Linked DNA regions of Homo sapiens: region 2 is linked to region 1. Evidence: read pairs that join two places in POLR2A ChIA-PET (ENCODE). Cell type or tissue: GM12878. All regions are shown on one strand.

The links. ChIA-PET counts read pairs that join two places held together with the same protein. Peaks named below come from ENCODE experiments on the same cell type or tissue, not always from the same donor. Only the 100,000 strongest peaks of a DNase experiment are listed, where the experiment ranks them.
Region 2: POLR2A ChIA-PET joins it to region 1 with 5 read pairs; 2 of 35 experiments call an interaction of 5 or more read pairs at or near these places.

What each region holds. Positions count from the first base shown.
Region 1 is chr7:41,729,615-41,734,614 of GRCh38, reverse strand. All of the region lies in intron 2 of INHBA-AS1 (INHBA antisense RNA 1), which reads right to left. Among named protein-coding and RNA genes, the nearest start is that of INHBA, 29 kb to the right of the region's middle. In GM12878, no CTCF peak of the experiment used is centred here; a DNase peak (open chromatin) is centred at 2,464.
Region 2 is chr7:41,828,254-41,833,253 of GRCh38, reverse strand. No RefSeq gene overlaps it. Among named protein-coding and RNA genes, the nearest start is that of INHBA, 130 kb to the right of the region's middle. In GM12878, no CTCF peak of the experiment used is centred here; no DNase peak of the experiment used is centred here.

The DNA of each region.
Region 1 (5,000 bases):
TTACTTTTTTAAGTGTAGGCACATAAAATATATATTAATATAACGGTAAATTAGTATGCATTTATTTACTTTTGACTTAAAAATAAGAGTATATTTTCTCTTTACATGTTCATAAAATATTTGGCATATATTAGTGTACAAAACATCAGTAATTTTCCAACAACAGATATTGCACAAAATATCAAATCAAAATTCCTTAAAGTTGTACCAAAATATGCATTTTTAAAACTTCAGTCTCATTAGTTTCTTTGGATCTTTCGTTAGCATTTAATATATAAAATTTCAAACACTCAACTCTCAATTTTCTCCTTAGTAACAGAACCTCCAATTTTTGGCTACACAGATGGCCAACTAGAATAAGGACTCCCCTTGCACCTAGGTTAGACATGTGACTACATTCAAGCCAATGAGATGTGACATGTACCTGTCCTTCAAGAGAAGAGATATCCCTTTCCTTGTAGTTTTCTTTTTCCTGCTGCCACAGCAATGAATTGGAGCATAAGTAGCTGTCCTGGGCTCTGGAGCATCAGCTAAGGATGGCTGAGCAACGCAGCAGATAATCCTGGGAACCTGATGGTACTGAGACCTCTCTGGTTACGTTTGTTGGGAGCCGTTTCTGGTCAGTGATAGAAAAATAAACCCAAACTGGGTTGTGTGGAAGTGGAAGTGGTTGACAAGAAGCAACAGAAAGGAGTACAGGCTACTCTTTCTAAAAGCTTCACAGTGAAGCAAGGAAAATGTGGAGCAGCAGTTTGTGGGAAATTAAGACTGGGAGAGGGACAACCCTTTCTGGGGGCATTCCAGAAGAATCTGGAATGTTTATAGTCTGAGTTCAAGAGAGAATTACCTGGGAAGAGAGAGAAAAATTGAAAAAACTGTTGGAACAAAATCTAAGAAGGGCTAGGAGGGAATAGAATCAAAAGCAAATGGGGAAGAGACTAATCTCCTGTGGCAGAAGGGAAGAATAGAGATAAAGACACATTTGGCTTAATACCTAGGTGATGGGTTGATCTGTGCAGCAAATCACCATGACACTTGTTTACCTATGTAACAAACCTGCACATCCTGCACATGTACCCCAGAACTTAAAAACAGAAGTTGAAGAAAAAAAAGACACATTTTAAAGTTCAGGGTAAGTGAATTAAGGATGCAGTAGTCTCCATTTTTTCCCCAAAACTTGTGAAACAAAGCAAGTCTTAAGAATGAAGAAAGTAGTCAAGGTTTGAATAATCCTTGAGGGATTTGAAAGACAAGCAAACAGCAGAAAAGAAAAAAAAAAAAACATTCTTGAGCATTCCCGAGGTCTCACCTGAAGGCCATAGAATTTGTCATTTCCCAGTGAGCAAAGCAAAATGACTTCCTTCAGCAGTGCTTCACAGCTTAGAAATCAGAGTCGGTAAGAATGAGTCATTAGGCTGTTGTAGAATAGACTATTTGCAAGGCTTATACAGCAGTAGATCAAAGGGTTGGTGGAAATGTGTGTGTTGATGATAGTGTGGTGGAAACAATAAACCATGAAATCCAAACAAGTTAGGAAATACATTGAAATAAGAAGGGACTGAGAGTCTGATTCAATAGAGACAAGGGAAGGAGATTAGGCTTGGGCACGCTGACAGTGAGCAGAGCAGGCATGAAGACATGGCGGTGACAATGGAAAGAGGGAACCTGGTGGTTCGCACAGGAAAGGTCACGGCAGAATACGGGAAGTCAGAGGTGGAGCGGAGAGGCCAAGGGGTGGCTGCAAATGAAGTTACAGCAGAGAGGGGGGACAGCGGTCAGAGCAGAGGGGATCAAATGACCGTGAACCTGAGAAGTGAAGTGCCTCATCCAAATGAAAGTTGAAATCACCCTTGGTTTTGGAAGGAAAAGGCTTAGAAAAGAAAATGGATCCAGAGTCCAGCCTTGTTCCAGAGGCTATGGCTATCAACTCAAAACTCATAACATGGAGACAAGCAGTCACTGGAAATAAGAGAGCAGCCCAACCAGCTAAAGAGATGCTTCTTATCAGTATCACCCAGGACTTTCCATAAATGTAAAACCCACAAAATGCGCACTGTTAGGTCTGCTTTAAAGTAATTTTTAGAAAAATATTTTATTACTATTAAATCACTGTGAGTGAGATACGTTGAGTTCTTACTGTTATTATTGTTTTCCTAATAATCATATCTTAGTAGTTACGACAGAACTATGCAAGATCAAGGTAGTATTGATTTTTTACTTTTTCTCTTGTTCCAGTAGAGGGCACTCAAAGCTCAAATAAATGCATGCAATCATTTTTACAGCACTTGTTGTTTTATATAATTAAAACTCATCTTTAAATGAAAAAGAGAACGTCTAATTTAATAAAACTTAATTACTAGTCATGCAAGTAAATTTTACTAAAATGAGATGAGATCTTGTAAGTGTCTAAATGAGGACATGCCTCCCCAGACACAGTTCTTTCATTTTCACTCAGCACACACTGAAAGCGGAAAGGAAATTCTCTTGTCTAAGAAGCAAGTTGGGCTTTCGAAACACCAAGTCTGCCACAGACACCTGATCCTCAAGTTCTATTTTCATTCCTATCTGGTCTTCATTGATAAGTGTTTTCAATAAACTGGAAAATAATCCTGTGGGCTACTGGACAAATATCCTTCAATGGAGAACATCTAAGAGTTAATAAGACAGAAATGACATTGGAACTAGAGGAGCCACCCTCTGAAACATGTACAACCAATGAATGAGATGGTTAATACTGAGGTTGCTGCCACTGCACAGTCCACAAGAAGTTCTCAGGAAAGTTTCAAGAAGACCTTATGTTTTAGAGAGTTAAGAAAATGCAAGTATTATTACTGCTTGAGGGAAGACTATCTTCCAAGCACAAGATTAATTCTGTGTGGCTTTGGTTGCCATGTGGCAGAATGACAGTGGAAGATTTCAACAGTGGTGACGTTGCTGTCCTCCTAGAGGAACTAGGCCCTGGGGTCAAATGATTCTACTGCTGACGTCTTTGCCATGATGGGGCTGCTATGATCCAAACATGGCAGCTTTTCCAGACACAGAGGACGTTTCAGTTTGGATTTATTTTTTTATGTTGGAGTAATGATTCTTTGCGGGGAGCAAATGGGAATCATACCAGCATCCTTCAATAATGGTGATGCATCAACATGAATTCACCTGTTCGGTAGGGTTCAGGATGCTACAGGGGGGAGAAGACTGTCTCCAAAAAACTCTTTTTGGCAAGGATGGTAGCCCTGGCATTATAAAGAGTATGTTATGACTTATTTATAACAGATTTTTTTAAATAACTAGTTGCAAGACTCTGAAACATTATGATTTAAGAACTCCCTTTATCTGCACCTCACGCTGACTAAACACACAGTCCTCCCCGCACTCAGAAACCAAGTCCGTTCTCCTCAGGAATAGTGCAGCGCTGGGATTCTCCTGTCATATCAGAGATACATCAACCCTGTTACACTCAGGATGCAAAGGCCAAAGTCTAAGAAGCTATGCAATATTGAGTTTTTTTTTTTTTTTTTAAAAAGCACTTTCCCTTTTTCCTAATAACATGGCAGTACAAGATAAGGGATTTAGAATTGAAGACCCTGAGGGTGTCCACACATCAATAATGAAAATCAAAGTACTTTAAGACTGTAGGTTAAATATAGAATATTTATGGGTTGGTGTTATTGTTGGCCATATCTAGCCTTGCCATCTATCGTTAAAAGACCAGGCAGCCGCTGTCTCATTGTTTATTCTTCTTCTCAGCTCTCTGACAGTGGCTTGGTTTATAGTTGTAGGCAATAAATTACAAGGTTGAGTCTAGTTTCTAACCTTGTGGCTAAAGAGTTCCCATTACCCGGTTAGGCAAGCTAAATGTTTTATTTAAAATGACATCCATAATCACTATAAGAAAATCACTCAAATGAGAGTGAATGCTGATGGCCTTAACATGAACAAGCAATTCCGTATACAACAGTGTGGTAGAGTGGCAAACATACATACAGTAGTGCAGCCAGAAGGTCTGCCTTCTATAATTTAGGCAAGTATTTCTTCCCTATGAGTCTCAGTTACTCCTTCTTCACCCAAACCAAATAATATCTAGACTCTGTGCCTATAGGGATGATTTTTGTATCGCCTAGGATGCATTCTGCTGCAAGCAACAACAACAAAAAAAAACCTAGCTAAAAGTGGCTTAATAAATAAAGGTGCATCTGATCTTACCCAACAGGAAGTCTAGGCACCAGGAAATTCCAGGGAAGTTCAGTAAGGAGCTCAGTGATGTCAACCATCTCTGCAATCATCTTGGCTTTTGCTTCCAGATCACAAGATGGCTGTTCCCAGTATCATATCCTCACACAGTGACATTTAGAGACAGAAAAATTGGTATTTTTCTTATTTTCATTTTCTTAAGGGCTGGAAACACTACTCCAGAAGTTCCAGACTTCACCTCATTGGCCAGAATTGTGCAAACTGCCCATTCCTGGGTGAACCACTTGTCTAGGATATAGAATTACCATAGTTAGCCTGGATCAATCAACATTCTCCCCCTGTGGCAGGAAAGAGTTCCAGACTGCCCTGCCATACAAGGTGAGCATGAACAAAATCAGGGTTCAGTGAGGAAAGGGTGGTGGCAGGTGGCTGTGGTTCCTTCCCAATCTCTATTTGCATGGAAACATATACACAGATATACTCATTCATACCCCTAATGACAAGTGTTTCTATCTAACTAACACAGTTCCATCAGGTAAACTCTGCCCTCTTTGCTGCACAGTTTGGAAACTGTCCTTTTTAGAACATATTCGCAGTTTGGTCAAAATACTTAGGAGCACATACAAGGCCCCACATGTTAAATTCCTCAAGCAGGATCTACTAAGCCTGCTTTACTTTATTGAATCCCAATCCCTGTAATTAATGACATTCCGTGATATCAATTATGGGGAGAGTTGAACTATCATCACTGCTAGAGCCTCGCTAAGTGGCGATGGCATAGGAAGGGAGAGGAACATAGGGTTGCTTCT
Region 2 (5,000 bases), 99 kb before region 1:
TGACTCATTGCCACCAACTCTGAGTAAGACTTTTGACCTTTCGATGTCTTAGCTAATGAATCCAAAAGGAAAGATGCAGTGGGGAAAAAGTAATTCGGTCAAATTGGCCATGAGGTCTCCTAGGGAAATACAGGATGATAACGGGACTAAGATTTCCTGTGACCTTCTGTGGCTTCTTTAGTCTGGGAAGTCATTATCATCACAGCAGGCAACCCTGTCATTTTTGCTTTGTGGTAACAAGGAAAAAGCCTTTGATGTGTAAATGTGGGATCACTGTGTGAGTTAAGAAAAGAACAGTCATCTCATCCCCTCCACACCAGCTCCAGGTTTTTCCAGAACAAATGGCAGAGAGGTTTCCATAAGATCAGCTTTTTAAAAAATCAACTTTATTTTACGCATTTTAAGCTCCTAGCTTGAAGAATTTCAACCAACTCATACACCTGCATAACTGCTGACACAATTAAAATATAGACTATATTCTTCACCCCCAAAAGTTTCTTTGGGTCCCTTACCAGAAAATCTCCCTCCATTCCCAGCCCCAGTCAACCACTAATCTTTTTATCACTGTAGACTCGATTTGTCTCTTCTAGAGTTTTGTATACATACAGCCACATAACATCTATTCTTTGATATCTGGTTTTCTTTAACTCAGCATACTGATTTTGCGATTCATCTATGTAGTTTCATATATCAGTAGTTTCTGCCTTTTTATGGCTGAATGGTATTCCATTGTATAATTGTATGACCATATGTTTATCTATTCACCTGTCAATGGACATTTGAGCTATTTCTAGTTTGAGACTCTTATGAATAAAGCCATTACAAAAACTTATGTACCAATCTTTGTGTGGGCATACATTTTTATTTCTCTTGAGTAAATATCTCAGAAAGGAACTGCTGGTATTTGTGTTAGGTGTTTGGTCAACTCCAGAAGACTGCCAAAGAGTTTTTTCTAAGTGGCAGCACCATTTTATATATTCACTAGTAGTGTATGAGGATTACAATTTCTCCCTATCTTCCCCAACACTTGCTATTATCTTTCTTTTTAATTTTACCCATCCTTAGGCATATGTAATGATATCTCATTGTGGTTTTACTTTGCATTTCCCTAATGACTAAGGATGTTCAACACTTTTTCGAGTGCTTATCAGGCATTTGATTACCTGCAGTATCAGTTTTAGAAACAGAACCTTTTTATTAACAAGGGAAGAAATTGTCTACTGTGTGCTGTCTGTGGCCCCCTACCTTCCGGCAGAGGAAGAAGAGGCTCCACCACTCCACTGACTGGTGCTGAGAATGACCCAAGGTTTATACCAAGGAAACAGTCCATACGTTGCCATCATTTCCTCCCATGAGGGATGACAGCAAGGCCTCACCTCTGCTACATCGTTTCCTTACAACTCACTTTTCCTTCAAGGTCACTTGTGGCCTTTTTAGCAACCTTTTTTTCTTTCTCTCCTTCAAGCTTCCCTTAGTATTTTACCTGGATTCACTTGTAAATATCTTTTTTTGTAAAAGCAACTCCCCAAGATCTCCTCTGGTTGATCCATTCACCACAGTCTCCATCTCTAAGATGGTTCTTCCTCTGATGACAGCCATCAAAGCCTCCAGTTGTGGCTGAGGTGAAGTGCTACCCACATTCCCTTATTTGGATCCAACCTTTATTTCCCCAGCTGGTGGAGACATTGCCTGCTGACGGCTCACAATTTAGTCTCTACTCTGGAACTGCCATCAGGTGAAAGGAGCGACCTTGTCCTATGATGTGTTACCTCTTAGAGGGTTGCTACATGCAATACAGGAATGAAGGATTCATACAGAGATAAAAAGTTTCACCCTTCTTTCCACACTTCAGACATCTTTGAGGTGCTGTATTAGCTTCAGACTTCCTGTTGAATCAGCTGAGGCCAAGGTTGCAAATGCATTGGAGTTCACTTTATCCCTCAGCCCAGTCCTGTTTCCATCTGCTTACAAATCTCTGTCTCAGAGAGGGTTTTTCCGGGTGTGAAAATTTCCAGGGGCAGCAATAACAAATTACTACAAACTGGGTGGCTTAAGACAACAGAAACATATTCGCTCATAAATGCAAAAGGCCAGAAATCTGGAATCAAGGTGTTGGCAGGGTCCAATCCTTTCGGAGACTCTGAGGCAGAATCCCTTGCTGACCTCTTTTCTGACTTCTGATGTTTATCAGCAATTATCAGCCTTCCCCGCTTGGCTTGTAGACACATCACTCCAGTCTCTGCTCCTGTCTTCACATCACCTCCTCCTCTGTGTGTTTCTTAAAAGGACACTTGTCAATGAATTTTGGGCCCACGTGGGTAATCCAGGATTATCTTATCTCAAGACCTTTAACTTAATGACATTGGCAAGACCCTTTTTGCAAGTAAGGCCATGTTCACAAGTTCTGGGCAGACAGATCTGTTTTTTTGTTTTTGTTTTTGTTGTTGTTGTTTTTTTTTGTTTGTTTGGGTTTTGTTTGTTTGTTTGTTTGTTTTTTGCAAAGAAGCCATTATTCAACTCACTATTCTAGGAAACTGAGCTAGTACAGTTGTTTGTAGGGGCCTAGGGAGTGTATTTCAAAATGGAGTTTGGGAGCTGGATTAACCACCAGCTGGCCGGCAAGGAAGATCCCATCACTAGGGGTGAAAGGAGTACTGAATGCCCCTAGGGTGCAGTGGGGGGAGGCAATTGTTTAAACTTTCACTGTAGTGAACTGGGATGGGAAAGAAATACACTGGCAGGAACCTCAGAAGTTCAAGTAAAGTAGTAAGGATAAGGACTGTGGGGCCCAGTAGATATTATCTTGGGAAAAGACAATGAAAGCCTGGGAGTGATTAATCACCAATTTAAAGTGAAATGTGAAAACCAAAGGGCCTCACCTCACTGGCAGCATACAAAAGGCTCTCATTTCTGCAGATAGAGGGCAGAAAAATCCTAGAATCAGTCCCAGGACTTTGTTAAAAGAGTAGCAGACCTCCGGAGGAGACTGGCTCCTTAACCTTAGCAAGTCAGCTACGTTCAGGGTAGAGCCCTCATGGGGAAGGACTGGGACCCTAAAATTCAGGATGGCATGTTCAAGTTGATGCATTCAAAGTATTGAGTTCCTTCAGAGTCCCCTGACACTCTGGGCCTGCAGAAATGGCCACTCCTCCTGTAAAAGTCTGAACCTTCTCCTCTCACTTGAAGGTAATGTAGAGGACTCTGCCTGAAATATCGTGCTTCCTTTTTTTTTTGAGTCTGCTCCCTGCCCCTACCTCCCTTCCTGGCCACCAGATCAATCACTGGGCTCACATCACAATGTGGGGAAGTGCTGGATCTGCCAAAGGAGGAAGGGGTTAGAGCCCCGGGGAGCTGCAGGTCTAGTCCACAGGTCCCAGAAGGAGGCTGGAGAGCATGTGTGAGCTGGATCTGAGGGTGCTGGCTTAAAGGAGTATAGCATAAATCTGGGTATGATGGGAGTTCCTTAATATGGAAGCACTCTCCTGTGACGTAGGAGCTCTGTCCTGGCAGGACCCTAAGAGGCAATTCTAACTCATTACTGTGATGGCTTCTGAGGCTTGGAGAAAGCAATGGTCCGCACCCAGTGAAGTAGAAATGCCACAGTCCTTTTGTTATACACATGTACAAAAGCATGAAAAAGCTCAGAGAAATGAATGTGCTAGAATGGGGCCAGAAAACCCAGCCATCCACTATTCTTCAGGAGGACCTAGAGATCCTCATTTCCCAAAAAAGTAAGGAATGTGCTGGTGAGATTGGCACAGCATCATTAAGAAGCACCAGTAGGAGGTGCTATTTCAGAACTGTTAACAACGGGAATGTTAGGACCCTGAAATAATAAAAGACTTTGGTAAATTTTGATGGTCGAAAGCAATGTGGCTGCTTGACATCCTCATGACATGGAAGCTGGCTTCCCACAGAGAAGACAATTCAGGAGGGAGTGAGAGCACGCCAAGCACAAGCTACCCTGTTAGTGACCTATCCTTGGCTGCACTTCCACAACAGCCTATTTGTTAGAAGTGAGTCGTAAGTTTGGTCCACATGCAAAAGGAGGAAAAATTGGGACCACCTTTTGAAAGGAAACACATCAAAGCATTTGTAAACATATTTTAACACAGCCTAAGGGAAATTCCTAAGGGAAATTTGTGATTCTTATCAGTGCAACTGATAAGGTTTCTAAGTCGTGGTTCCCAAACAGAAACGTATTCACCAGGGGACACTGGACTCTAAGCTTTAGCTGTTGTTCAATCACTGTGGGCCCCTGTGTCAAGAGACCAATGGGCAAAGGAGGGAGTTGGCATCCTAGCTGGGGGATGTCAGCCCAATTATTAGGTGGGGAAAGAGCTGCTGTTACCTAATGGAGGTAGAGCACATTTGGCACCAACACGACCCACTGGGGGCATTTCGTGATATCCTTCTGCCCTATTTTCTCAGTCAGTGAACATATGTAGCAATCATATGTTCTGAGAGTCTGAGAAATATCCAGGTAAGCCACCTAGACTAGAAAAGGTGCTAACCATGAGCAAAGGGAATCTAAAACAGACACGGAGGAGGAAGACAATGAGCTTGCAGCCAGGTAGTAGTACATTAATCCCACTAATCTTTCCCATTCATCTGTCTTGTGCAGTTTTCCCAAGAAAAGAGGGCATCAAGGATTCTGGAGGGGCTTTATCCAGTTGGGGTAAACTTGATGTCTGAAGAAAATGCATCCAGGTTGCACAGGGGTGGGCCATGTTGGATGCTGGGGCTCATCCCCAGACACATACTCTCTTCAGGATGGAGGCACTTCTTCTTCCAGCTGCTGGATGTTGCCTGCTGGTGGCTCATGGCTGAGTCCTTCTCCAGAGAAGGCCCTTAGTTAAGAGAACAGGCTCATCCAAGGCTATTACTTCCCTCCCTTGGGACAGCCTACTTTCAACTCACTGGATGTGAAGGTACGAAGCCCAGCCCCCTTACTTCAATTTGGGACATTTATGAAGAGCCATCCTGGCTCCAGAGCCTTC